Regions from separate parts of the Mus musculus genome. Here regions 1, 2, 4, 5, 6 and 7 are each linked to region 3. Evidence: chromatin loops called from intact Hi-C (ENCODE). Cell type or tissue: heart. All regions are shown on one strand.

Evidence for each region. Hi-C counts contacts between places; a loop is a spot of excess contacts. Peaks named below come from ENCODE experiments on the same cell type or tissue, not always from the same donor. Only the 100,000 strongest peaks of a DNase experiment are listed, where the experiment ranks them.
Region 1: it touches region 3 in a loop (3-fold over the local background); 14 of 42 quality-filtered maps call a loop at or near these places.
Region 2: it touches region 3 in a loop (4-fold over the local background); 8 of 42 quality-filtered maps call a loop at or near these places.
Region 4: a loop joins it to region 3, with 3 times the contacts of the local background. A loop is called at or near these places in 11 of 42 quality-filtered maps.
Region 5: it touches region 3 in a loop (6-fold over the local background); 20 of 42 quality-filtered maps call a loop at or near these places.
Region 6: it touches region 3 in a loop (7-fold over the local background); 8 of 42 quality-filtered maps call a loop at or near these places.
Region 7: a loop joins it to region 3, with 2.1 times the contacts of the local background. A loop is called at or near these places in 15 of 42 quality-filtered maps.

What each region holds. Positions count from the first base shown.
Region 1 is chr16:30,651,884-30,655,883 of GRCm38, forward strand. No RefSeq gene overlaps it. Among named protein-coding and RNA genes, the nearest start is that of Fam43a, 54 kb to the left of the region's middle. In heart, no CTCF peak of the experiment used is centred here; DNase peaks (open chromatin) are centred at 2,118 and 2,538.
Region 2 is chr16:30,788,640-30,792,639 of GRCm38, forward strand. No RefSeq gene overlaps it. Among named protein-coding and RNA genes, the nearest start is that of Gm33502, 2.8 kb to the right of the region's middle. In heart, a CTCF peak has its summit at 2,125; DNase peaks (open chromatin) are centred at 712, 1,592 and 2,132; H3K4me3 peaks cover 1,269 bases; H3K27ac peaks cover 3,847 bases.
Region 3 is chr16:30,599,562-30,603,561 of GRCm38, forward strand. It overlaps Fam43a (family with sequence similarity 43, member A), which reads left to right and starts at 162. Exons shown (of 1, transcript NM_177632.3): 1 at 162-3,236. The coding sequence starts at 1,039. The coding sequence ends at 2,313. In heart, CTCF peaks have their summits at 220 and 1,994 (motif pointing right); DNase peaks (open chromatin) are centred at 180, 1,110, 1,980 and 2,540; H3K4me3 peaks cover 3,406 bases; H3K27ac peaks cover 3,485 bases.
Region 4 is chr16:30,939,362-30,943,361 of GRCm38, forward strand. The region is part of intron 1 of Gm46565 (a long non-coding RNA gene); the gene reads right to left. Among named protein-coding and RNA genes, the nearest start is that of Gm46565, 11 kb to the right of the region's middle. In heart, CTCF peaks have their summits at 79 (motif pointing left) and 1,534 (motif pointing right); a DNase peak (open chromatin) is centred at 790.
Region 5 is chr16:30,868,303-30,872,302 of GRCm38, forward strand. No RefSeq gene overlaps it. Among named protein-coding and RNA genes, the nearest start is that of Gm25375, 19 kb to the right of the region's middle. In heart, a CTCF peak has its summit at 1,934 (motif pointing right); a DNase peak (open chromatin) is centred at 1,969; H3K27ac peaks cover 690 bases.
Region 6 is chr16:30,690,761-30,694,760 of GRCm38, forward strand. No RefSeq gene overlaps it. Among named protein-coding and RNA genes, the nearest start is that of Fam43a, 93 kb to the left of the region's middle. In heart, no CTCF peak of the experiment used is centred here; DNase peaks (open chromatin) are centred at 1,461, 1,951 and 2,331; H3K27ac peaks cover 358 bases.
Region 7 is chr16:30,667,633-30,671,632 of GRCm38, forward strand. No RefSeq gene overlaps it. Among named protein-coding and RNA genes, the nearest start is that of Fam43a, 70 kb to the left of the region's middle. In heart, no CTCF peak of the experiment used is centred here; a DNase peak (open chromatin) is centred at 2,470.

The sequences.
Region 1 (4,000 bases), 52 kb after region 3:
CCCTTCTTGTTCAGTTTTGAATGTGAAGCAGACATCTCCCTCTGTTCACTTTTTCCAGGGCTTTCCAGTTTTCTTTTAAACTTACTTGTTATTACTGTATATGGAGGGGGCGGCATAATATACACAGGGCACAAGTGCTGAAGCATGTACTTGGAAAATAGGACAACATTGTACAGTTGGGTCTCTCTTTTCATCTTCCTGTGGGTTCCAGGGATCAAACTCAGGTTGTCAGGCTTGAGCAGCAAGCCTTTCAACCCAGTAAGCCATCTTGCCGGCCCCAGGATTCTTCTTTCTTTTCTTTTTTAATATGTTGGAGCCAAGAGTGGTGTTTGTCTTTAATCCCAGCACTTGGAAGGAAGACACAGGCATATCTCTGTGAGTTCAGCTCCTGCTTGGTCTATAAATCAAGTTTTAGGCCAGTTGGGGCTACACAGATGTAGAGGAATTTTAATCCAGCAACATGGCTGCTCTGGCAAAGGATTACATCCAAAGACCTTCTAGATCTGTGTGATCTGTCTGGAATGAAGACATGCTAAGCACCTTTAATCCCAAACAATGTAGGTAAGGTTAGATTGTAGAAGAAAACACCTTTGCTTGAAAGTGATATTTAACAAAATGAAGAATCAGAGAAATATTTGGCAGAAGGAATTAGAGATAGGATACACTCAACTCCCAGGAGAAGAAAAAGGAAAGAGCAGCTACTTAAGAAAGCAGGGCAGAGGAACACACACACACACACACACACACACACACACACACACAGAGAGAGAGAGAGAGAGAGAGAGAGAGAGAGAGAGAGAGAGGGAGAGAGAGGTTTTACAGGGTCAATTTTACAGAGACAGGTTGCAGGTGAAGACAGAAGAAGCCAGAGAATGAGAAGGAGCCAGAAGTTTAGCACACATCGCCACAGATAGTGTTAGGGCGAGCAGAGCCATTCAGTCAGAAGCTGAGAGAAGCTGGGTTGAATCATTCAGCTTGGAGAGGAGTTTGGGCCAAAACAGTTGAGTTGTAGCAACCTGTTGGCGCTCAGATAGCATTAGAAAGGAGGAACTCATTCAGCAGGAAGTCTCCAACATGACAATCACGTCTGGTGAGCAAAAATTACTTTTACATATAGAGCAGCACTGTCTTGGAAAAACAAAGGGGGGAAAAAAAAGAATATGTCTTAGAGTTTCCATGGCTGTGATAAACATCATGATCAAAAAGCAACTTGGACAGGAAGGGGTTTCTTTCACAAACACTTTCATCCTCCAAGGAAGTCAAGGCAAGAACCTGGGGCAGGAACCTGGAGACAGGAATGGATGCAGAGGCCATGGAGGGTGCTGCTTACGGGCTTGTTCTCAGGGTCTGTTCAGCTTCCTTTCCTTTGGCACCAAGGACACCTACCCAAGGATGGCACTGCCCACGGTGATCTGGGCCCTCCCCCATCAATCATCAATCAACAAAATGCAACACAGGACAATCTAGTAGGGACATTTAATCAATTGATATTCTCTCTTCCCAACTGACTCATTTGTCTCAAGCTGACATAGAAAGCAGATACTGCGTAGTCATAGATCCTCAGTAAAGTAGAATATACACAGAGCCTCAATAGGATCTTCCTTTCCCCCCAGTGCTTAAGAAACAGTTTGGTATTCATGATTTCACGTGTTCAAGCAACACTCGGACACTAGCAAGATAGGGACACCTACCTGGGGAAAGCCCCTCAGATCCCTGTCAGAAAGGACCAGTGACACTTAGGAAAGTGTCTGGGGAGAGAGGGTGGGGTGTGGAGTTGAGATTCCTGAATAGATCACCCATCCCTCCCACTCAGGCCCTGGCACAAGAGAAATATCCAGATCTGCTTCCCCAAGCTTTTCCTTCTTTAGGGAAAAATTCTAGTGCCCCCTCCCACCCCCAAGTACAGAGCAGGAAACCAATAAGTCCAGGAAAATTTTAAGACAAAAATCAAACAACAAACAAACACCTTAGTTGATAGGCTAAGAGTGCCACAAAGCCACTAAGCAATTAGAATCCTCTGGGCTCCAGCTCCTGAGCGGATGCCATTTTGGTAGCCAGCCAGGTCCTGGGAAGGGAGACACCAGGCCTCCTGAGCCAGCATTGGCAGGGCCTAGCCAGGCAGCTGGGCTCCAGTCAGTCGCACAGGCCCCTGGAGAATGGAAATGGGACTTACCAAATTCAGTCTTGTCTCTGGAGAGAAGATGGGGGTGGCGCCTAAGGGAAGTCAACCCTAGGAGGGACGGTTCACCTGCTTTTCCTGCCCATCTTACTCCAGGATCCACATCTGCCCCTAGCATGTACCAGGAGCGCAATCCATGTGCACAAACACCTGCACAGCAGGACCCAGGCCAGGGCTTTCTCTGCTTTCTAAGGGTTCCCACCCCAAGATGTTTGTAGGACTCCAGGCTCGTTCTGATGAAGTGTCTGATGTCATGAGGGAACTGGGGACCGGTTGCTGAGAATAACAGGCTAAAGGAGGCCCGGAGGATAAAGTGGCTGGAAGTGGCTCCGAAAGCTTGGAGCTTGCAGGAAGGGAGGAGAGAACACCCCGAGGGCCGCTGGGCGTGGGAGGAGACCTAGGCTTCCCTGGGGAAGGGTTCTCTTGGAAGTGTCCCATTTGGCCTTTTGTCGAACTTCTGGTCCTCTTGGATGGGTTTTCCTGGGAAAGACTTGCACTTCTATGATGAAAAACTGTTTCTTTTGGGTAAGTTCCTCGAAGAACATCCTCAGAAGGTGTGACTTGCAAGGGCTGATGGCCTGAGGTGCCACAGGCCTGGAAAGGGCTGTCCACACTTGGCTCTGTCTGGACTTGTAAATAATAACACTCTGTCAGGTACATCCCCTGGCTTTGCAGGGTGGGGACGAGAAAGCACCCGGGGCAACAGTGGGAGGTAGAGTAGTGGAAGTGTCTACTCTGGAGCAGACCCCAGAAGGCTGGAAGTGGAAGCTGAAGATGAAAAATGAGCCAAGGTCTGATCAGAAGTCTCCTCCCTTTTGATATCTTCTCCTACCTTCGTCTCCACTTCCTTCTCCTCTCTTCCCTTCCCGTGCTGGCTAGTGTTTATTGACCACTTGATACAGGCTAGGGTCATTCAGAGAGAGCAAATGTTCATTGAGAAAGCACCCCCATTAGATTGGACTGTGGGCAAGCCTGGAGTACATTTTCTTGACTAATAATTGATGTGGGTGGGCCCGGGTCACCCTGGGTGGTGGTGTCACCCTTGACAGGTGGTCCTGGGTTCTGTTAGAAAGTGGGCCAGACAAGCTGTGTGAACAAGTCACGGCCCTGTCCTCTGCTTCAGCTCCTGCCTCCAGGTTTTTGTCTTGAGTTCCAGCCACTTCCGTGCTGGACTGTGATGAGGATGTGAAAGCCAAATAAAGTCTCCCCTCAAGGTGCTTTTGCTCGTGGTGTTTTATCAGAGCAATGGAAACCCTAAGATGCTTCCCTTTCCTTCTCTAACTTCCGGAAGGAAGGACCGAGTTAAACACACCCTGATCACAATTTGTTACGATCTTTGGTCCCTACAAAATCCCCAGTCATATTTTACTCAAATACTATTCTCATCTCCCCTCATATAGGTAAGGAACTCCAGTACGCATCTGAGTGGTCACTTTGTTCGCTTGTGTTCTTGTACAAAGGGTATGGTGTGTGCTTGTTTAGGACGCATGGTGCTGTAATGTATGCAAATGATGTGAGGTTTTATGCATCTCGTTTATTCTGCTTTTGTTATTCGGCAGTGAAGTTTTAAAATTGTTCCATACTACCAACTGTGCACCTAGACAATGGATCTTAATTGCTACATCCCTACTGTACCCAGAGGAACTCAGGCACTGCAGTTTGCTTCTTTGCTTCCCTGAGTGGTTCTTTAGGTCCGGTGGTGGCCTTGCTGGGTTGAAAGAGTGGAGGTTGAGGTGCAGTCTGAGAGTTTGGCTGACAGCTAGAGTTGAGTGGTTGTGACTGCACATCCTTGGGAACTCGCTAGGCTGCTTATAGGCCGCC
Region 2 (4,000 bases), 190 kb after region 3:
CTGCGCCCTGCGGCTTCTGTGACGCACGGTGGCAGTTGCTGAAATTCTAGAGCAAGCTTATCTTCTTCATAGCAGAATCCACTGATAATAACATTAAAGAGAAGAGAGGCGGAGCCATTTTCAGACTCAGGGGCCAAGCCGATGTTTCTGAGAACATCATTGGATTCTACCCAAAGGATAGAGTGTTTCAACTTGATTTTTTAAATTAAGCAGTAGCCTTTAAAACTATCAAGTCCCACTGTTGTCTATTGACACAAGTCACATGCAGGTTAAATATCACTGAAACCAACAGCCCTTGAATTTGGGTGAGTGTCCTATACCTGGTGGTCTAAAGCTGTTGCTTAAAGCTAGTGCCTGAGAGTAGTCAAGGTTTCATTAGTGCTAACTTTCCTCGGGGAAACTCTAAGAACATTTCTACCAGCTGTTGGGTTTTATTTCCTGTTTATCTGTATTGTTCTACACTGTGTATGGTGGCATCATCTTCGTCTCCAGGAAAAGTGATGACACAGCATTTAAGTACAATTGTGAAACAGATGGACTGAGGCCATGATATCTCAAAGGGGAGGAGAGGGGAAGAGCCTCTTCTCTACGCTTATGGTTCCTGAAACCAGTCCTTGTGGCCCACTCACAATCATAAGGAGGAAGGGAAGGTGTGAGGGTCTCTGGGAGCCTCCTCTGCCCAGCTACATGAGCCCAGCGCTCCCTGCTGATCCGATCTCCTGGTTCCCAGGAAGCATGGCAGCTGCCATTTCCACCCAGCCCTGCTGCTTACCGCTTCTATACCCTGAGACAAGTCTGGACACCGTTTATGTCTTTTGGGGATAATACTTCCCCGAGGGCTGCAGCGTGCATCACAAACCTCGCAGTGGTTCATATGCTGGAGGTTTACGGCAGACATCTTTACTTCTGGAAGGAGGTGGGCTGAGAGGCATGTGTACGCAGAACACGAGCCCTTTGTGAGTTTACGGATGTTTCATGAACTGGAAAACATCTGCACAGAGAGATAGGCAGTTTCCATTATTATTCATAATGTACAAATGGTACAGTTTTGGAAACAAAAACTGAATAAACTGTTGGACTTAGCATTTGGAAGGAAGGGGGCCCAGGTAGTTAATAGATGAGCCTACGCTCTTAGACTATGGCGCAGGCTTACCCTCACACGTGTACATGTGTGCAACAGGTGAGTGCTTGAGTGCACACACACCATCCCAAACCTGTGCAGCTTCACTGTTTGAGCCCTCACTGACCCCGGACACTGCTCACACTTTACCTCTGATGAGTGGGACTGCAGGTCATGGAGACAGAGGGATGCTTTGCTTTTTATACTGCTCGATCTCCATCTTTGGTTCTTCCCACACCTGATAAGAACTAACAAAAAAAGGCTCTGTCCTCATCGGTAGGATTGTACTTCAGAACCAAAGTTTTAACTTTTCATAGAACTGAAACCTCCTTGGCTGTCCCCTGCATTTGGGGACAATTGTTTATCCAGTGCCCTGGCTGCTGCGGATCTTTCCAATTTGCTTTGGAAGGGAGCCTGGACTTCCTGATTTCCCCCAATCCAGCTCTCAGCTGGGCAACCACAGCAACCACACCCCTTCCTGTGGCTTCCAGTGAACCCTCCTAGTAGGAGAGAAGTGGAGAGGGGGGAAGAGGAGGGGTGGCGTGTTGGGCCCCTGCAGTGGACAACAGTGTCTGATGAAAACAATGTCACTTTACACACAGCTATGGCTGGCTAGATGTAATAACAGAGGCCTGGGAAAGGCGAAAACATGAAGAGATGGTAAGGGCAGTTGGCTCAAAACCTGGGATAGCACTCAGGAGGGCAGGCAGGCAGGCAGGCAGGCAGGCAGGAGAGACTGGGGGAGTCCGGTAGAGCCCCTTGGAGGAAGAGGAGGTAAAAGCTCAGGCTTTAGCTCCCCAGTGGTATCACCTCTTTTCTTCTAGGATTCAGAGGGTCTAAGGGTCCGATTCCACAGTGCAGTGGACCCACGAGGGCCTGGGAGCTGCTTCTGCCTGGCTTGAAGTGGCCACACACGCAGGCTAGCTCTGTCTGGCAGCCAGCTTTAATCAAGTTCCTGCAGAAACACAGGCATACTGTTAGGCATTACTCCCTCAGAGCCAGAGGAGGAGCAAGGCAGGCTGAGGAGGAGCCAGGCAGGCTGGCCTGCTCCTGGGTGTGTACCCACTTAGAGATGTCCCTTTAATTTCTCAAAAACACTTCTTGACAGCTCCTCACTGTGCCCCAGCTTGCAAGAGGAGCCCAATGCTGTTAATAGACCAGCATGGTGGGGGGTGGGGGCAGCTGGAGCTGTCTGTCCGACTTGCTGGGGAGCATTAATTAACCATCAACTATTCTGTCTCCAGAGCCTTCAGCACTAGGCATCTCTGGGTACCATTTCTGACTCTATAGAGTCATTCCCATGGCACTCTCACATGCCAAAGAGCCCCCCGGCCCGGCCCCCGCAACCAGTCCCCAGAGAAGGTTCTCTTAGCGTATTGCTCAGCAAACAAGCAACCCAAGCAAGGCTTTCTTCTCCAGCCACCTTTGGGGTGTTATCAGGGCTAGGCTCAGATAGGACTCTGTGAATGTTTGCATTTTGGAAAGTGCTCGCCCTTGTTAAGGAAGAAGCAATGAATGAGAAGTGTTTCTTTGTCCTCATTCAGTGTAGGCAAGCATAAAGCAGGCTCTGAAATGTTATCTGTTCAAAATTCAGGTGGCTAAATATTAACCAAGAGCGTGATTGGTATTCCCTATTAGCACAGTGTCTACCAAGTGTCAGGAGCAAGCTATTGTGCTCAGGCAGGCCCTTGGGAGGAAGCCTGCCTCCAGCAAGAACAGGCGTCCCAGCTTTCAAATAGAAGTGAGAGTGCCCTGAGATGCCAAACTCCCCTTACCCTGCTCCTGATAGACCTTTGAGGTAGCTATTCCATTCTATGCTCACCACAATCCCTAGTGTCTAGCTACATCTCTAAGCATACAAGCCCCCTTGCACGGTGGGGTAAAGAGTATTTACCTGGCATGCCCTTGCTGAAATGTTTCTATTACAGTGTGAGGCTCCCTTCTGGGTTATGGATAGCACAAACGTTTCATCTGGGAAGTCAATTGCAACTGGATTGCTGGGGCTGCTGGGAGCTTTGTCATGATAGCCAAAGTTTGAAGGGTTTCAGATATGTGCTGGTGCTGCGGGGAGGCTATTTTATATACATGTCAGGAATCTTGTTGATAGGGAATATGACCTCTTCCGGGACGCCTGCAAGACTTCCACCCACCAAAACAAATCAGCTTTTCCCTCTCTGTGTTCCCTGGCCATCTAACCTTGTATCAAGATGATTTGTTTTGACTTAACTCCTCCTTTGCTGCCCTCTGGGTCCCTCTGGGTCCCCCTGAGTCCCTCTGGGTGGGACGGTGTCTTTTTCATGTGCATTCTCCTTAGGATGCTCCACGTTAGTGCCCAGCTGTGATGGTTAATCTTCATTGTCAACTCAACTGGGTTGGTTTGGAGTTACCTAGAAGACACACCTCTGGGAGACACACATCTGAGGATGTCTAGAGAGGTTTAGCTGGGGAAGATCTGCTCTGGGTGTAAGTGACTCCATACATGGGCTAGGGTAGTTACACTGAATCCACAGAAGAATCACAGGAAATTCAACTGAGTACCAGCATCCAGCCATGTCCCCCTGCTGCCTGACTAGACACAATATGACCAGCCACCTCCCACTCCTGCCACCACTACTCCCTGACTTGATAGATTCTCTCCTCAAACCATGAGCCAAAATAAGGCCATACTTTAGTTTCTTCTGTCACAACAAGAAATATAATTAATACGCCAAGGCAGGTGGTGGAACTAGATCTCATTTCTGGGGAGCACAGCTATGGGCAGACTCCTCTGGGATGCTCTTCAGGCCCTCCCTGCTGCCACTGCACTCCTATTGGGTAGATGTTGCTTCATATCAGGGGTGGGAGCCATTGGGGTCTGGGGTATCTCTCGGGAGTGGGAAT
Region 3 (4,000 bases):
CTTCCCTTCTCTCGACCAGTGCCTGCAACCTGGTCCCTTTAAGAGACCAGAACTGCGTCCGGCGTCGCAGCCCTAAAGGGATCCTCTCCTGTGCTCCTCCCCTGTCCGCGCGGTGAATGGTTCGTGCCGGCCTATATTAACCCGAGATCTTCCTCCCGGACGGCAATGATGTGAAGCGAGCAAGTCGGCTACCGCGCGCACGACCACAGAGGGCGCGCTGCAGATCGCCGAGAACCCCGAAGCGGAGCCGGACACCCCCGGAGGGAAGCAATGAGGTAGCGGCAGTCCCCGGAGCGGACGATGTGCGCGTCCTGCCCTCCGAACCCCGCGCTACCTTGGCCGAGACGGCCGAGCGCGAGTCTCCGGCGTCCCCTCGGAGCGAGGATGCAGTGAGCTGCGGGACCGCTGTGCTTGGCCCGCCGCGGCCAGCCAGACCTCTCGGACCACACTTGGGGCAAGCTGCTTATTCAGGGACCAGTCCAGCCAAGGGGCTCGCCCTCTTCTGCACCCACTGGGGGTGGGGAGCACCGGCCCCTGGGCGCACTGCTGTAGTTTCCGCGGCTCCTGGCCCTGGCCCAAGACTTGTGTGTGTGTCACGTTCGCTGAAGAAGAGTTCCAGCTTATTTCTCTCACCATCCCGGTTGCTTTGGCCGAGCCGCCCACCTTTATTTATTTGTACGCACTCATTTGGCCTTTTTCTAAAATATTTTCCGCTCCGCTCTCTTATTTTGTTGCTTGTTTGAGACTTTTGTCCTGGTCCTCCTCATCTAGGCTTCTCTCTCTCTCTCTCTCTCTCTCTCTCTCTCTCTCTCTCTTTCCTGAATATTTTTTTCTAATATCCTACCCCAGTCCCTGCGGGGTTCCCAAGCACTATCTGGCCTCTCCTGCCTCCATCTCCCTGCCCCGGAGGTCCTCCCAGCCTGAGTTTTATTTTTCGAGCTTGCCCGGGCCAAGCGTAGCCTGGGTTGGTGGCCCTGCGGGGCTCTCACCCCGCGCTCGGCCACCGCCGCCCCAGCCACTCCCGGGCGTCCTCCGGAGATGCTGCCGTGGAAGAAGCACAAGTTCGAGCTGCTGGCCGAGGCGCCGCCGCGGCAGGCGTCCAAGCCTAAGGGCTACGCTGTGAGCCTGCACTACTCCGCGCTCAGCTCCTTGGCGAGAGCCTGCCCGGAAGGCGCGCTCAGCCGGGTGGGCAGCATGTTCCGCTCCAAGCGCAAGAAGCTGCACATCACCAGCGAGGACCCCACTTACACTGTGCTCTACCTGGGGAATGCCACCACCATCCAGGCGCGCGGGGACGGTTGCACTGACCTAGCGGTGGGCAAGATCTGGAGCAAGAGTGAGGCCGGCCGTCAAGGGACTAAGATGAAGCTGACCGTGAGTGCGCAAGGCATCCGCATGGTGCATGCCGAGGAGCGAGCGCTGCGACGTCCCGGCCACCTCTACCTGCTGCACCGCGTCACCTACTGTGTGGCAGACGCGCGGCTACCCAAAGTCTTCGCCTGGGTATACCGGCATGAGCTGAAGCACAAGGCGGTAATGCTACGCTGCCACGCGGTGCTGGTGTCCAAGCCGGAGAAGGCTCAGGCCATGGCTCTGCTGCTTTACCAGACATCAGCCAACGCTCTGGCAGAGTTTAAACGTCTCAAGCGGCGGGATGATGCGCGTCACCAGCAGCAGGAGTTGGTGGGCGCACACACCATCCCACTAGTGCCGCTGCGCAAGCTGCTCTTGCACGGACCTTGCTGCTACAAGCCGCCAGTGGAGCGCAGCCGCAGCGCTCCCAAGCTGGGCTCCATCACCGAGGACCTGCTTGGGGAACAGCAAGAGGAGGAGCTGCAGGAGGAAGAAGAGGAGCATCTGGAGGACTGCCTGGAGGAGGAGGAAGAAGAGGACGGTGTGGGGGATGGGGATCCAGCAGAGGAAGAGGCTGAGGCGCAGAGGGCGCTGGTGGTGGCCATGCAGTTGGAATGTGAGGACTTGCTGGACCCGCTGGAAAATGGCCACGAGGAGGCGTTGGGGGACGGCGGGGTCTCGCTGGGCCCCAGCTCGGGGACATCACTTCCTCTGTCAGTCTGTGCCTCAGACATGAAGGCCCAACTGTCACAGCTTATTAGTGACCTGGGCGACCTTAGCTTTGGCAATGACGTGAGCACCCTGGAGACCGATTTAAGGGTGACACGCCTGCTGTCGGGCGAGAGCACAGGCAGCGAGAGCTCCATCGAGGGCGGAGGCCTGGATGCCACCCCTGTCAGCCCTGGCAACCCATCGGGCCCTGCTGACAGCACCAGCCTAGATGAGCCCTACTCGGGCTAAGCTGCCAGAAGACTTCTCTGTGCGCCCCTCCCAACATACACATAGTGGCTCCCCAACAGTAGTTCTATTCCCCCTAACCTCCAGGAAAGGGAAAATGATGCACTTGAAGCCCAGACCCGACTTTGGAGTTTTCTGGGGAAGCTATTCCCTCTTGCTAGTTGCCCCAGCGCTTTGGCTCAGAGGTGGCTCAGGTTGTGAACAGGGGGATGGGGGGCAGGGAGGGCGAGAAGCACTACAAAGGTGGGTGAGGGAGAGCTGGCTGAAGTTGGAAAAGGCCAAGGGCGGGCTGGAGGTGCCCAGCAGCCGGTTTCCTGTTTGTGAGGCAGCTGGGGCTAGGGAAGGAGGGGTTAACTTCCTCTCCAGACCCCCTGACTGGAAGGCCTCTTTCTGTCATCAATATCTCATTAACAAAGTCACTTTCAAAACGTTGGAGGCTTCAATGCCACTTTACCTGCCCCCAGTTCTTTCGGATAGGGGAGCTTGGGCTGTTTACCTCAGACTCAAACTCTTGAAAGTTTGCCAAATTTCTCAAATAACTCTTCTTGGGGGGGGGGGCAGTGTATGAAAGTCGTGTTTTGTTTACAGTTAAAGAAACCTAATATCTAAAAAACAAAAAAGGAATTTTCCTTTAGAAATACACACCTTCCTCTGGCCCCAAAGCTCCTACTCCATGATGCTATGTAAAATATTTTTGCACTGTTGTGAAGTATTTTTGACTTTTTGTTTTTTGTACATAACTGTGTTCTCGGAGCTGAATGTTTATATCTCTTTTGCTGTGCAAAAGATACCTGTAAAATGTTGTACGGTTGTATATATGGAAATGTGTATAAAACATTTTGTTATTTTTTTGAGCAGCCTTGTTTCAGTTCTGTTGGCATGTCAGCAGCGGGGTGAGAATAAAGAGGAAAAGCTGTCAGAACAGGCGAGAGCCTCTGGAAATGCTACCCCAGATGATTGGCGGGGAGGAGGTGGGGGCGGGGTTGTGCCTCCAGTTTTAGTGTGGTCCTGCTGTGGCTGGAAGAGAGCCGGAGGTGAGACCTTGCCACCCATAGCGTGCTTTTGGATCAGACCAACTCGGGGTGTTTTATCTGTGGCCAGCCTCTGTATATTTCATATTCCCATTGTGTGTGTGTGTGCAGTTTTGCTTGCTTGTTGCTTTTGAGACAAGAGACGCACTGTGCGGCTCTAACTGGCCAGGAACTTCCTAATACAGACCAGGCTGGCTTCAAATTGAGAGATCTGCTTGCCTCTGTTTCCCAAATGTTGGGGGTCAAAGCTGTGCAACATTCGTTATGCCTGGCATATGGATTTTTTTTTCCTTCAAGCTAATTTTGGAGAGGTCAGTGTAAATTCAACTGCCCACGCTGTTTACACGAGTCACGTGGATGGCTGTTTACTGAGTGACTTGCCGTGTGCTGAGCTTTTTTTTTTTTTAACCACCTCCTGTGGGTTGGCCTAGTGACCAAGTACAAACATAATCTATAGTCCTTTTCCTCTGCAAATTGCCACGGTGCTTTGGAGACCGGACTAGCACCCTAAAGAGGGACTCAGTGGAGTGAGGCCTTTGTTTTTCTCTGGGAAGAAAAGCAAAGAGAAAAGTTGTAGGCCCCAGCCACCCGGGGGTGGGGGGTGAAGTGAGTAATGGCGCAGGTGGGGCTCGGGGAGACAGCTTGAACTGCCTGTTTCC
Region 4 (4,000 bases), 340 kb after region 3:
AGTTCTTTCAACAAGACACCAAGAACCTGGAAACATCTGGCCCCAACTGTACCGCCACCACGTGGACATAAATCTAACCTCAAGCAGTAAGCACAAGCTACAGTAAATATCTACACATGGGTAAGTTTCCAATATTACCTTTGCTTCAAAGTTGAACTGAGGGCAAGGTCTGAGGAAGCGGCTCCGTGCAGAACAGTTGCCTAGGATGCAAGCCCCAGCACAACATATGGAAAAGATGTGAAGAGACTTAATTGAAGATTTGTGCAATTTAATTTTTAATGATGTCGTATTTAATAAAGAGACGACAAAATCCCTGGGAAAGACACATTTGTCCCTGACAAGAGAACACCCGGGGCCACACACGGGAAGGCTCTTCTCCACTGGGGGCAGGAGTTGAAAGGCCACAGTAATACAGTGACAGTCACCCACAGTAAATCCACTCTGCGCAGAAAGGTCAGGCTGGCAAGCTATGTCTAAAGGGTACAGATTAAAATCCTATTGCATTCATGGTCCCCAAATAATTTCAATTTTAGTACTTTTGCAGAGTCCACAGTATTAGCCCAGCCCTCCCTCCTGCTTAAACCACAGTCCTCTGGGCTCTACTGAACCCCTCTTTTGTTTCTGTTAACTAAAGGTCAGCACAGAGGTCAGAGGAAATAGCATCTATCCTGGAAACAAAGACTTGCAGTTCCTGTGCATTGAATCAGCAGGACCAAGAATACTGCAGATGCCGGGGGAGGGCTTTTGTTTTGTTTTGTTGTTTAAACTGGGGATTTCCAAAGCAGATGTTTTTGTAAGTCACACATTGGCCGGGCATGGGCAGAAATCCTACATTGTAAACTCCTCTGAGGATGGGTTAACCAGCACATTCCAGCTGTCAGATGTTAAGAGCCAAGGCCACTGACCCAAGGCTCCTAATTCAGCAGTTCGTGTTAGCAGATGTTTGCTGCCTCCTTAGAAAGTCTTAGCCTGGGTACGTTCCTCTCACATCCTCTACAAGGGTCTCATCCTCAGATCAGCAGATCTATGTGTTGGGAGGCCCAGGGCCCTGGGGACTGCTGTTGCTGCTGCTGCTTCTTCTTCTTCTTCTTCTTCTTCTTCTTCTTCTTCTTCTTCTTCTTCTTCTTCTTCTTCTTCTCCTTCTCCTTCTCCTTCTCCTTCTCCTTCTCCTTCTCCTTCTCCTTCTCCTTCTCCTTCTCCTTCTCCTTCTCCTCCTCCTCCTCCTCCTCCTCCTCCTCCTTCTTCTCATTATTATTATTATTATTATTATTATTATTATTATTATTATTATTATTATTATTATATTATTATTTACACTCTCTGGTTAGGAACGTTAATCAGTCCTGAAACTTTAAATACCAGTGACTTCTTTTATCTAAATATTTAGTGTAAATAGTTTTATTTAAGTCAAAGAGCGAGGCAGGAGGAAGAGTGGGAGAGAGGGGGGAAGGGAGGGGGAGGTGGAAAGAGGGGGAAGAGAAGGAATAGTTGCAATACTCAGATTAGCCAGTAGAGGGTATCAGTTCCCCTGGAGCTGGGGTTCCAGGCAGTTGTGATCCGCTGGATGTGAGTGTTGGAACAGAATTCAGGTCCTCTTCAAGAGTGGTACATACTTAGCCTCTGAGCCTTTTCTCTAGCCCCTTAATAAGGAATTTATATTATCTATTAATTAACTACTATAGAAAATAAGATATTTTAATTATTCATTTATTTGTGTTTGTGTATGTGCACATGTGTATGTACATGTATGTGTGTTGTGCATGTGTGAATGTGTGTAGATGTGTGTATGTGCCATTGTATACATGCAGAGAACAGAGGACAACTTGCCAATGTTGGTTCTCTACATCCACCATGTAGGTCCTGGGGATAGCACACAGGTCATCGACCTTGGTGTCAAAGGCCTTTATCCACTAAGCCATTAATTTTTTAAAAATTAACTAAAAAAATCTATAATAGCATTTTATTGATATGATTATGTTAATATCTTTCACTCATAGCGAACATCTTTTATTTTTATTTCACTAGAGTTAATGATTTTGGTTTGCTTAGCTTTCTCTTACCATCTGGCTAGGTCAACCCATATCCTTAAAGTCTGTCACCGAAGGTTTTGCAGGGTTGAACTCATCACTAAACTTTGCCAGTTCTGTTCTCCTCCAGGACTGCCATGCCCAGCCTCCTCCCCCTCCCTCTCCAGCCTTCAGTTCCTTTTGACTGCCTGGGCACCCCCTTCAGTCCTCGGTGGTCTCCTGCCTCCTGGGCGCCCCCTTTAGTCCGAGATGGTCTCCCACCTCCTGGCCCTCATACATTCTTTGGTTTCCTTCCTCATGGGAGCAGTTTTCCTCCAGAAGTTTCCCTGAGATAGCTAGCTAATGGGAAGCCAATATCCTGGCATTTTTGTCTCTGAAGATGTCTCTAGTCTCTGTTCACATTCCATGCTCTAATAGATATTCAATATCCTCTCTCTGATAGTCTTGTATTTCACATTGATTTCACGCATGTCATCGTTCACTGGACAAGACACGTATGGCCTCCAGTCTTGGAACCTTCTTGTTATTATTTCTTTGGTAATCACTTTCCAACTTTCTCGTGTTTCTTTCTCTACAATTCCCATTGGGCAGAATTTGGGACATCTCTTTTTGCCTGGTTTTCTACCTGTGAGTGCCTTTTGGGAGCCAGGAGGGTTTCCTTAAATATATCACCCGATCATGCTTGCCTTCTGCCCATGGGATTTCCCAGCTTAGCTTTTGTTTCTAATTCCTGGGAACCTTTCATGGGTATGCCTATTCTTTATAATTAGATCGCCTTCTAATCTTCTTGAGGAAGCGGTTCATTTGACATTTTCTTTTCCGTCGTGCATTTCACTTGAGTGAGTTCTCCTCTGACTGTTTGGATCCCTGTCTTCTGTGTGGAAGGCTTTCCTTGGGCATCTGATGAACCATGGCTATCCCGCTATGGCCAAATGCTAACAGGAAACCTGGCTGCACAGATGGCAGGAGACTTGTGGACCTCTTTGTAGGATGCTCGGTGGGGTCCACTGGTATTTTCACTTAGACCTTCAAATGGCAATCACTACAGGTTTTCCTGGGCAGTTCAGTATCTACAGAAAGTACAAGGGTGCTTCAAAATACCTGTCAGGATAAGAGCCTGGCAGCAGTCCTCAAGTCGGGCAGCATGGGCGGGACAGCCCTGGTCTTCAGCGTTCATACTGTGCTAGCTCCTTGCTTAGTCTGGCTTCCCCATCCTACCCGGCTCTCCAACCTTCCAGGCTCATCTTCTTCAGAGAAGAAAGTCCCAGTCCCCAGCATGACAGGGAGAGCACACTCACTGGTGGGAGCCTGGGTGGGGCTGACTTTCGGTACACATTGTTACACTTTATCCATTGCCAGCTGCCATGTCCTTGGTCACCCTTCCTCTCTTCTCGTCCAGCGCCTCCCACTCCTTTGCCTTCCAGGGCTTCCTCCCGGTAACCTAGCTTCTTGCTGTCTACAGCTCTGTCTCTTGAGCATACGGATGGAGGCGTATTCTCAGGTAAACAATGACGGCTCTCCGTCTGACCCACTCCCCATCTCTGAGTAGCATGATCTGAAGCTACAGACGTCTTTCATTTCACTGGACTTGAGGTTTACCTTGGGGCTTTGTTCTCCTCTGTTTGGGGGTGACTTCTAAAGGGTGAAGAGGAAGCAGTATGCCATCAGTTACTTCCTGAACCAAACCATACAATTGACTCCCAGAATTGACACATCTTCTCAACAGCTCCTCAGAGCCCCAACTTGTTGGGGAGCTGTTTGTACTTGTTCAACAAACACCTTTAATTCCCTTGACAGTCATAGGACACTCACTAGGCATAGCTACCTGTGCCTGTAATCCCAGAATGTGAGCCACTGGGACAGAAGGATGCCAACTTTGGAGCCAGTCTGAGCTACATAGTGGGAACCCGTGTCAAAGAGACAGACAGACCAAACCAAAACAAGATGCTTGGTTTCTTCCCCTCCCTCAACAC
Region 5 (4,000 bases), 270 kb after region 3:
TGTCCCGAGAAGCACCCACCCCAGCCCTCCAGGTCCTGTCCTAAAAGCCACCAGGAATCTGTCCACAATAGTGGCTCATTTCCAAAACAATGTGGAAAGAAAGGAAGGAAGAAAACGTCCCAAATCACTCTTCACCCAAGACCTGCACTCAACAGGGAAGAATGAAATGAGTTCTGAGGAAGCAGGTGCTCGTGGCTGAGAGGATGCCAAGCGGGCCTAAGAACATCTGCCAGTCCTCAGGACCCAATAGCCAACTCTGCTGACCCCTCCTCCAGCTGACACAGAAGGCCTTGTGCTGGGATCCCCACTGCTCACCTCTGGGAAATGGTCCATCTGTTCACAGCTCACCAATGCCCCCAAAACACCGACCAGTGACACCACAGTGGTCTAGGCTGTGGGAACACACGCCCTCCTAACATTCACTCAAATTGACTGTGATCCTCAGATACCTGCCCGGCTTATTCTCTAAGTACCACCAGACTTGGGTCAACTTGCAAGAACTTGAGTTTAGCCAGGAAGGCAGTCAACATCTTGCACATAAATCCATACGGTGGATAGGCAGACACCTCAGCAAAGGAACTCAGAGTTGACACTTAACATTTGCCACCCTAATCCTTTTTCTCATGAGGTACACATCTCTTATCCCTTCTGGGTGCCTGCTATCTTGCCCTGAAATAGCCAGAGGCTAGGAGGTGTGACCTTAGTCCACTGAGTCTCATCAAAGACTCTTTTTTTTTTTTTAAGATTTATTTATTTATTTATCATATGTAAGTACACTATAGCTGTCTTCAGATACACCAGAAGAGGGCATCAGATCTCATTACGGGTGGTTGTGAGCCACCATGTGGTTGCTGGGATTTGAACTTCAGACCTTCAGAAGAGCAGTCGGGTGCTCTTACCCACTGAGCCATCTCACCAGCCCTCATCAAAGACTCTTAAAGTCTCTTCATAAGCTCACTTGCTCTGGAATTCATCAGGAGCCCAGGGTTCGGGGCATACCTAGTCTCTGGCCTCCTTTAGGTAGCTGCAAAGAGGCCCCGCCCCCTCCTCTTCATTCTTCCTTTGTTCTCTGTCTCCACACCCAGGGACCACAGCAGAGGCTCTCCACCATCTCTGTCCAGCAAGTCCCAGTCATCATGAGTCTTCAGGATTTTGTTTTTTTCCAAGTTAAACCAGAGACTCTGCCTTCTGATATTGACTGCCTTCAAAGAAAAGTCATGACGCACAATGCTGAAATATCACTCCTGCAAGAAGGGTGGGGGTGGTGGAGGCAAGATAAAGAGGCCCAAAGTCTCATCCTGTTTTTTCTTACACAGGAATAAAAGGACCAAGAAGGCATTCTGAGGAAACAGAGACTCTGAGGTTTAATGACCTGCCCAATGCCACACAGTGCCTTATATGGTAGAGTGTACTTCTTGCTAGTGACTCACTCAGAAAATAGATGAGGACAGGAAAGGAGTTTGAGCATATTCACTGAGTCGGGGCCGAACCTGTGTTGGGTTGTCCAAGCTAAAGGTTCAATACCTGCTTCCTGGCTCCGAGGCAGGTCCACTGAATCACAGCCCTAGGGAATAGGGGACAGGTACCCCACAGGCTGTTCAGAGAAGGTTTCAGTTTACCTGTGTAGGCTTCTGCCACACCACTCCCTCCTCCATTAACACCAGTTGCTCTGCCAGGGCAGAGTAGCAGCCTCTGGGAGGGGTACACAGGTAACTGCGGCATGTCCCGGACCTCAACCTCAGGACTGTCCCATGAACTACTTCCTCTGGGGACTACACATGCCAGAAACCTGAAGGAAGGAATGAAGACAGTTTAGTCACCGACTCTGTGCTCCCAACAGGACAGACGTCCAACTGCCTCATGGGTAATTCGAGAATCCTGAGTCCATACTTCCGCTTTGACAGCCGACTCTGTTAGTCCCTGCAACAGGGGGCGCTAGAGAGAGGCAGCCAGGCAGGAGGTGGGAGCCGGGATCTGCTTCTTCCTGTTTGTTCGCTGTCTCCTTCCTGAGGGCTTCCTGTTTCTTGGGCTCCCATCCCAGGCATTATTTTTCTCCTCGCAGCTTCAGTGGCATCTCCCACTCCCCCTCCCGACCGCCACCGCAATTTCAGTTGCATCTCCCCCGTCCCACAACCCCCTTCCAATCCTTGAACCGCCAACAGCAACAGCTGGCAGGTGACCTCTACTCATGTGTCTGAGCTAGAAGAAACTCCCTCCTCTTCCCTCATCCATAACTGCTTCTAATTACCTGTCAGTCTTTGGGCTCTTCCTGACTTTTTAAGCTACCTAGCTAACTTTCCTTAACAGCTCTTTACATGAAGTCCTGTTCTGGTAACTGGGCACTGACCCAGTATTGGGAGTAGACAGCCACTGTTGTGAGGTCTCAGGAGCTGTCCCTCTTTGATAACAATACCCCCTCACCGACAAAGCCTCTCTCCCACATACCTTTGATACAATGCTACTTAATGCTCAGTGAGAGCAACCTTTGCCCTACTGTGGCCTGGACATGATGCTGGTCACCGAGGCAAGTGCATGACTACAAACAGCTTTGTGACACCTTCCCCTGGGACCTATTTGTAAGGGTCCATGAAATATGACACCCCAGACTCAAATAGTATGCAAACACACAGAGTGCTTTATTCTGCAGAAGTCCAGCATGCTGGGGTCTCCCATTACCAATAGAGAGACAACCAAGTAAGCTTGCAGGCCTGATTTAAAGCACATTAGGGAAATCCAAGGTAGGTGACATCTATGTTAATCTGTTGGGTCCATCTCTATAAACATTCCATTACCAGGGTGTGGGGGCTGGACACTTGCTGAGGAAGTCTGGAAACTGCTGCTGACCCGTTGTCCTTGCTTCAGGCCAGGTGGCAGGCAGTTTCTAAGGCCTGGACTTGCCCGGAATTGTCCAGTTCTTGGAAACAGAGATTTAAGCCTAGTATCCTTAATTGCCTATTTGAAGCCTGTCATGGACTCAGCCAAGCCTTGTCACCATAAATGCTGTGGTTGAGTCCAGTTGAGTCCCCTTTTCCTGTCTTTCCATTTGAAACTCAAGAACCACAGACGATGGTTTGGAGGTTGTTTGCTTCCCTGCCCTCCAGCCCCACCCCACACACACACTCAGCTGTTAAGAGCTTGAGAAGGTGTTGTGGAACCTTTAAGAGGTGGGGAAATCCAAGATCAAACTGATATAAAACCCTGAGTCTAAGCTTTCTGGGTTTGTTTGTTTGTTGCTTGTTTATGCTTTGAGGGTTTCTTTTTTTTTTTTTTTTTTTTTCTTCTTCAACTAGCGCTTTTATTACTTGTTAATTACAGGGACTGTAAAGCTTTCTATAAAGGGCCAGGTGGCAAATATTCTAGGCTTTTTTTTTTTTTTTTCATTTTTTTTTTATTAGGTATTTAGCTCATTTACATTTCCAATGCTATACCAAAAGTCCCCCTTACCCACCCACCCCCACTCCCCTATCCACCCACTCCCCCCCTTGAGGGTTTCACATAGTGTATTTTTATCATATTTTCCCATCCCCCGACTTCTCCCAGACACCACCCTCCTCTCCTCATCCTCACCCTGCCCTAGACATCTGAAATGAGACTGCTTCCTTCTTCCCTGTGTGTTCCTACCACCCTGCCAAGGGCCCTCACTGGAACCTATGCCATTCTCTTTGAGCTTTTAATTTCCATAATGGTGAATTAAAGAACCTTGCTTTCTTCGGACATGACCTGATTCATGTGTTTCGTTATAGCAATGAAAAATGAACTGAATGAAAAGTAACACACTATAGAAAGCCAGGGCCCTTTTAGCCTGCTTACTGCCAACCCATCCTACAAATGAGAAAACCAGGAGTCAGAGATGGCAGGAGAATGGGCGGGGTCGGCGGCAGTCAGGGGACCACACCTCTAGCACACGTACTATGACTTCAGTGTTCCAGATCAAACCCCATCCCACTCTGTTCTAGATGTGTGGCTCTTGGGAAGGTTTTACAATCTCCTGGAGTTTCTT
Region 6 (4,000 bases), 91 kb after region 3:
TGCTGCTCACTGAGTCAGCTCTCAGCATGATGTGGGAATGAACCCAACTTGAGAACACAGCAAGCAGGGCTGGGGGTTGAAAAGGAGACAAACTGGTGTGGGGAGGGGTGGGGGGGTGGGGGGGTGGGGTGGGGGTGGGGGGGTGGGGGGGGGGAGGAGTACCTGACATTTTGAGGTCATAGGGACATTTGCCTTTCCTGTTTTTTTGTTTGCCCAGAATATAATCTGTTCTTTCCTATTTTAGGGACTCCTCAGTATATGGATCTTACTGGAGGAGGCAGGCCACTGTCTCCTGTGAAAGAGCACATGGTCTAGTGGTCTCAATGCCTTGACCTTCAGGGACTAGGTAGGGAGGCTGATTCGAAAATTTACTCCCAAGATAATTCAGACCATCTTCAGTTTTCTCAGGAGTCCCAGAGAGATCTGAGAGACGTGGGCTTCAAGCATATTTTGGGCTTCAAGCATATTTTGGCCATACTTCAGCCTGTCATATGTCCTATCTCCTGGGACCACAAAAGTCCTGGTGCAGGACAAATCAAAGCAGGTGGATTCTCTTAGAGAGGGCGTCCTCAGCTAACTTTGGTTCTCCTTTTTCCTTCTGTTTTGCAGGAAGGCGTGGGAGAGAACCAAAAGCAATTAGCTGCTTGTCTTTACTGTCTGGAACAGTGTTTACACACTTAAAGTGTCACCAAGGGCTAATTGTAACTGCAGAGACGGGGAGTGGGTAAGGAAAACCAGACTGGAAGCGAGTCCAGGAAAATATTGATTTTTTTTTTTTTTTTAAAGAAAAGGAGTAGCAGCCAGGCAGTGGTGGTGTACACCTTAAACCCAGCACTTGGGAGGCGGAGGTAGGTAGATCTCTGAGAAACCTCCCTGTCTCAAAACAAAACAAAACAAAACAAAACAAAACAAAACAAACAGAGTGAGAGAGAGAGAGAGAGAGAGAGAGAGAGAGAGAGAGAGAGAGAAATAAGGAAAGAGGAAAAAAACGATAAAAAAGAAAAGGTAATTGAGCTTCCAGTTTGGGTGGTTCAAGGGCTTGGCTCTGTTGCGTAAGGGCCCCTTCTCCTTGTTGCTTTTTCATGGTGGACGTTCAAGGGTTGAGCTTGTCCTTGTAGCAACCCATTCTCAGGAGAATTGTAAGCTGGGCACGGTGGCACACACCTGAGATCCGGCCCGCAGAATATGGGGACAGCAGGGTTTTCAGTTCTAGGCCCTGAGCGATATGGTAAGACCCAATCTATGAGCTTCAAACGATTAACAACAAAAGAAAGGCCCCAATCCCTAAGGCGGTGACTTAAATGACCGCCACCTCTCCTAGGCTCCAGTTCTCACTCTGCTATCACATCGTCATACTGGATGCGAAGCCACAGGAGCACAAGCGTTTGGGGCACAAACCACATCCAACCCTTTATCTAGCTTAGATGGGAGGGCGCCTTCCAGCTTACGGTTTAACACGTGTCCCTTGGCATGGTTTCCCGTGTGTCTTCCGGTGGGTGTGTCTTCCGTTGCTCCCCCATCTTCTCGCAGTTTGGAGTCTTTCCAGGAGCTTGAGAAGAGGAAAGCTGTAGGTTTGCCGGGCATTCCTCCTCCCACACCTCCTCACCTTCCTTTCAAATCATCTAATTTCTTTCAATCATTTCGCCTCTCTCTGTCTCTCCCACTGTCTTTGTCTCTGTCTCTCTCCCCAAATGCGTACATAAACGACTAGGAGCGTGAGGTAGGCAGTAGACCGTTCTTGTCCCCAGGGACTTCTTTGCCCGTGCATGGTTTTCTTTGCATTTTCTTAGTTAATCCTGGAGCTTTAACAAGCCCATTCAAAACGGCCCCAGCTCACTTTTGCTTTTACAATCCTAATTGCTTTTCCCTTTGGGGAGTGAATCACAGGCTACATTTGCCAGCACAGCCCAAGTCCAATCAGATTCACTGTCCCACAGTTGTAGAAATGACGGATTCATTGTCCCACAGTTGTAGAAATGAACGTGCCTGGGAAGTGGGTCCCAAGGCTCTGTCTGATGTGTGACCTTGGGCTAGTCAACCCTCCTGGGAGACAGATTTCCTCCTCTGTCAGGCAATGGGCAGGACTGGATGGTCTCCAAGGACCCGACAGCTCCTCGAGACCCTGAAGTTTATTAAAAGAGAAAGCATTCATAAGATTTATGAGTGGTTATTTTTTAATTATAAAAACAAAACATGTTTGTGGCAAAAATTAGAACAATTCAGAAGTATGCAAAGCCAAATTGTCTGTGACCCTTCCTTCCTCCACCAAACCCCAGGGACCTTTTGGGCCCTGTATTTGCCAAGAGCACTTAATGCCCTTGTGTGATGCTGACCCCAAGTGACTCCAGTTCCCTGGATAATGAAGGGCTGTGCTGGGAAGAAACTGCATGCACTCTTACAGAGGGCTCCCTTTTCCTTAGAGGACAACCACAGACTTTAGTGTTGTTTAAGAGCTGTGGAACTCTGCTGCTTGCAACCTACCTCACTTATATTTTTATCAGGAAATAGAACATAGAATCCAAGCCTTAGGTTTGCACGGTCGGTCATGTCTTGAGAGGAGAGCTAGTGACTAGGGAATCCAACTATCCTATAGCAGCCACAATGGAAAATACAGGCCCAGAGATTAGACATTGATTTGAGTGCTCTGGTCTTTCAGCCAGCATGAATCTTGCCTTCTAATGCGTGTCTGTTTTTAATCAGCTGGAGTTGGAGTCTGTAGCTGAGAACAGAGATGATGCTTATTGTTACAGAATGGCAATGAGATACAGTATATACTACCTGCTGTTATGGGGGTGGAATCCATGAAGAGGCATGGACCAAGGACTCCTGACCACCCAAGCTGCTTTATCCCTTCTGTTGTAGCCCCCACTTGCCTCTACAAGGGCAAAGGCAAGGTGCGTGTGTGTGTGTGGGGGGGGGGACTTGGGAGATGAGTAGAACTCAGAAGGGAGAAGGATGGTTGGTGCTGAGGCAGGGGGAGACCTGGGAAAGGTGTGCAAGGGAGGGAGAGAGCATAGGCTGCTTTTCTCCAAAAGAAGATACAAGTGTGTGTGTGTGTGTGTGTGTGTGTGTGTGTGTGTGTGTGTGTGAAAGGGTGAGAGGCTAGACCTGGGGCACTCCAAGGGGCTAGATAGAGAAGCTCAGTGGTTAGACCTGAACTATGGAGAAAACAACTGAAACCACAGGCACATAGGGAGAGAGCGACCAAAATGTCTGGATTATATAGGGAAGAGCTTCTGGGGGAGGGGCAGCTTCAGGGAAGAGGGTGGGGTATGCTCTGTAACAGGTAGGGACTGAGGGATGCTGGGAGAGCCTGGTGGCCAGGTCAGACTTGGTGTGTAAAATATGCACCTTGGCTATTTGTCCTGGGTCTGAATCCCAACAAACTCATCATTAAAATACTGCTCAGTATTACTGTTATCTCATTCATTCATCTATTCATCTGTTACTGGGTGAAAGTTTCTTCTCAGCTTTTATCTCCCCCACCCCCACTTCTTGGATGGCTTCAAACTCTTTATGTAGCCAAAGATGACCTTGAACTTCTGATTCTCTACCCTCTTCCAAGTGCTGGAATTCCAAGCATGCATTACCACACCTAGCTTAAGTGATGTCTGGAGTCAAATTCTGGGCTTTCTGCATACTAGAGAAGAACTCTATTAGCTCAGTTTACATCCCCAGCCTCAGGTCTTGTCTTGAAGAACAAGAACACAGTCAATTTAAGAAGAAGTTTTCTTCCAAAGGTGAAACAAAACAAAGCAAAGTAGAGAGAGGGAGGGAGAGGGGGAGGGGAGGGGGAGGGGAGGGGGAGGGAGAGGGAGAGGGGAGGACTGGCCCACTGAGTTAAGTGCAGCCCAGATGGAACATGGAAAATTACAACTTTGGGTTATTGATGGGCAAGTGGATTCTAATAGCTTAAAAGGTAGATATCTGCTTAGCTCTAATGCTGATTAAAGTTTTTAGTTTTGTTTTTTGTTTTTTGTTTTTTTTAATAAAGAGGGCT
Region 7 (4,000 bases), 68 kb after region 3:
AGAAACGGGCTAAACAGAAGCTGCCCTTTGAACAGCAGCATCCTTCTTGGTCCCAGGCCCAATAGCATCCTCTTTGTCTCTGTTGCAGACAGTTTTTGCCAGGAGCAGTCTGTATTTTCTTAGTGTTCAGTGTGAGATGCCAAAGCGCTTCCTACCATAGATGACTTGAAGCCATAATGTCCATTGCCTCTTGAATGTCAGTCCTTCAAACTATCTCCCCCAAACTGAACAGTGGCAAGGCTTTAGCGCTTTAGGTTTGCTTTGTGTAAAAACTAGGCCCTTGCCATGCTTTGACTATGCTTGGCCCAGGGAGTGGCACTATTTGGAGGTGTGGCCTTGTTGGAGTAGGTGTGTCATTGTGGGTGTGGGCTATATAAGACCCTCATCCTAGCTGCCTGGAAGCCAGTATTCTGCTAGCAGTCTTCAGATGAAGCTGTAGAACTCTCAGCTCCCGCTGTACCATGCCTGCCTAAATGCTGCCATGTTCCCACCTTGATGATAACGGACTGAACCACTGAATCTGTAAGCCAGCCCCAAGTAAATGTTGTTCTTGTAAGAGTTGCCTTGGTCACAGTGTTATCTGCTCACAGCAGTACAACCCTGACTAAGGCAGCCCCCACAACAGTGACACTGGCTGCATTCAGTGCAAGGGAATGCTTGCTGAGTGCTCACTGTGTGTTAGGCCAGGCTAGCTCAACGCCTGTACGATTTCACGTCACTGATTCACTAGTGTGGGGGCAAACAAGTTATTAACTCGTGTGCTCAAGCAGGCTGTGCTGCTCATTACGTTGTTCCACAAAGGTAACGACATAATGACATTTAAAAAACAATGTTTGAAATCCTAGTCTAGATATTTGTATATAGTCCCAAAAGGATTGTTAATAAATAAAAAAAGTTTTACCCTACTTCTCCCTCCTTTGGTGGAAACAATAGTGTGTGTTCTCCCTGGACCGCTCTCTGTCTCCCAAACTTGTTTCAGAAATGTGAGTGTCACTCGGTTGAGGGCCACAGGGGAAGGACTTGCTTCTAGGAGAAAGTAACTACTTTATAGGATTGTGCCACCTTGTGTTCACTTCCCCTGCAGGGTGGCCAGGCCATTGCTCACTGAGCTGGACAGGAGGGAAGGAAGCTTGGCACGGCATGGGTGAGACGAGGGCAGGGTGTCTGTCATTGATGAGTGCTCAGGCAACAAACACACCAAAGAACAGCTTCAGAGAACTGGTTCAGTTTAGTGGGATGGGGGATATTTATGCTCCTGGGGAAGTGGCCAGGGTCTCAGGGCAAGGTTTGTAAGGTTGTGTGCCATTGGCCAGGACAGGGGTGTTGTACGATGCTTCATCTGCATACCCGGGGGCTGTTGGGTGGGGATGGGGGGACCTTAGAAGGTCAAACAAGGAGTGAGGCCTGGTCACTGTCAGGGTAATGATTTCTTACTAAGGTTGATGGTGGAGGAGCCAGCTTTATGGCATCAGGTTGGGAGGAAGCAGCTTGCCAACTCCTGTTGTCCTGATGTTTGAAGTATCTGTGGTTGAAGCTCCCTCTGTCCTTCCTCCATAAACCTGGGACATTACGGTCCCATAGGACTGTATCCAGGCAGGGATATGGTCACGACTTTTGGCTCTCTGTCTATCTGTCCCTCTCACTGGTTTATGGTCAGGCCATGTGTAGCTTCTGGGCCTTCTATTCACACCTGATGTATGGGAAACTTAAGTGACTACATTGAAGGTTCCACATATTAGCACATATGAGCATTCTTACCCTACCTGAAGCCAAGTGACAAATGCATGCCTTGTGCTGGGTGTGCCAGGCAGCTGAAAACCCGTTAGAACTTAATTAAACTCATTCTTTACAGGCAGCAATGCAGACTCCTCGTGTCAGGCAGAGGCATCTTTTTGGGTCTGTGATTGCACTTTGGGTTCATCTTTATCCTTTCTCCAGGCAGGTCTCCACATCATCTCTTCCTCCACAGAACCCACGTGGTATGTACCAGAACCACTGCTGGGAGGTCTCCCTCCATTGGTCTGGGCCAAGCCTGTTCCCTCTTATAATCTTCTGCATGTGACCCTGCCCTGGAGAACTACTGACCTCTTAGGCTGGCTGGCCGTTCTCTCATGTCAAGACCTTCATTCCAGATCTCCCAAGCTTCAGACAGGTCCAGTGGGGATGTCTAGCAGGTACACTGAGTTCTAAGCAGATACCCAAGGTTAATAAAGTCCTATACTCGCCAGCCATGCTCAATACACCGCATTTACTCTTTCTTCCAAAATATTTCTCAAGTCTGTAAAGAAACTTCAGCCTTTTGTGAGCAGTCTGTTGTTACTGGACGGAGAAGGCGTTTCTCTGGTTCCAGAGGTTTCTCTTGAGAATGTGTAACCATTGCTCCAGCCCCATAGCAACCTGCTAAGAGCTGCTGCTTTCCTTGCATAAACACACAGTGCTTCCTGTTCCTTCCCAAGTCAGAGCTGGAAAAGCTCACAACTCGTGCAGTGAGGGACTCATTGATGACAGAAGGGAATAAGCTTGGCACAATATAACAGGGTTGCATGTTATTCACAGGGGAATGGTTTGCGAATCCTACGTCATCCCAGCCCACTTCTGCCTCCTCGTAGCGAGCACTCTCTTAGATCTTAAGTCTCGAAGTCTCCACCTAGAAAAACTGGAGCAGGAGCCTCCTCTTGTTTTCCCACTCAGTCCTGATGTTTGTCAGAGCATCCCTCTCTCCCTCCATAGCTGGTGGTGGCACTGACAACTTCATAAACACTCTAGGGTAATGGTTTTACTGGCTACAACACTGCAACCAAACCTAACTAGAACACAAGGGCCCTAATTTTCATGTGTGTATAGATATTTCCCTCAACTTGAGATGCTTCCTGCAGCATGTAAGAAGACTCATAAATCTCATGGAGCTAATGACACTTGGAAGACTCGGAAAGTTCTAGATTGACAAGGCCCCTTCCCAAGCTCATGGACGCAGCAAACAATTCCCAGGAAGGGGAAGTTCTTGGGTCTGCAGATTTGTCCGTGATGCTTGTGGATTGTGGATGCAGTTTTCACAGGCTACGCAGGCTTTTCAGTGATGCAACTTCTTTACGCTCCCTTTGTTCTCGTTTGTTTTCTATTGTTGCCATAAACAATGGAGGAGACCAGAAGCAAGTTAGGGGAGCCAACAGTTTCTATCAGCGTACACCTCCATCACTTAGGGAAATTAACCAGAAGCGATGGAGCAATGCTGCTTACTGGCTTGCTTCTCTCAGTTGCTCTCTGCTGCCTTTTTTATACAACCTGGGCCCACTGTCGTAGGAATAGTGCCGCCCAGAGAGGGCTAAGTCCTCTGGCACCAATAAGATCAAAAGAACTCACAGATATAGCCACAGGTCAAGCTGATTGAAGTAATTCTTCAATTGAAGTAATTCTTCAATGGACACAAGGTGGATCTAGACTGTGTTAAGTTAACGATTAAAACTAACCAGGATACCTGTGCTCACGTAAGAAAACCCAATAAGCTCACTGCTTCATTTAACCGCACTTGAATAGAATTATTTCTTTGATCTGTAATCAGGGCAGAGGCTACGTAGATTTGTTTGCTCATGTTTCTCCAGGAAGAGTTGTCTAACACAATAATAAAGGCACTCCCACCCCACCCCCGACACCTGCCTTTGTCACTACCACTGTCTTGGCTTCTTCTCTAATCATCTCTTGCCAATCTGTAGCACAAGGCTCCTCTTCTGTCTCCAACAACTGCCTGTCTTGTTCACATTGCTGCGTCTGGTCCTCATACCATAGAGTTTTACACCTTCATAGTTTCCAAACTATCTGCTTTCAGCATTTGCTTACTCTTTTAAAAATCTCTCAACGGGTGAGCCTTGAAGATATTTTATGTGCTAATTATCTGTTGATATTTGCTGTCAGTATTAAATCAGAAATTCAATAAAAGTACCTTTTACTCTTGTGTGACCAACTGGAAGATATTGGCTCGCTGGGCTGCATGCATTTTTCTAAA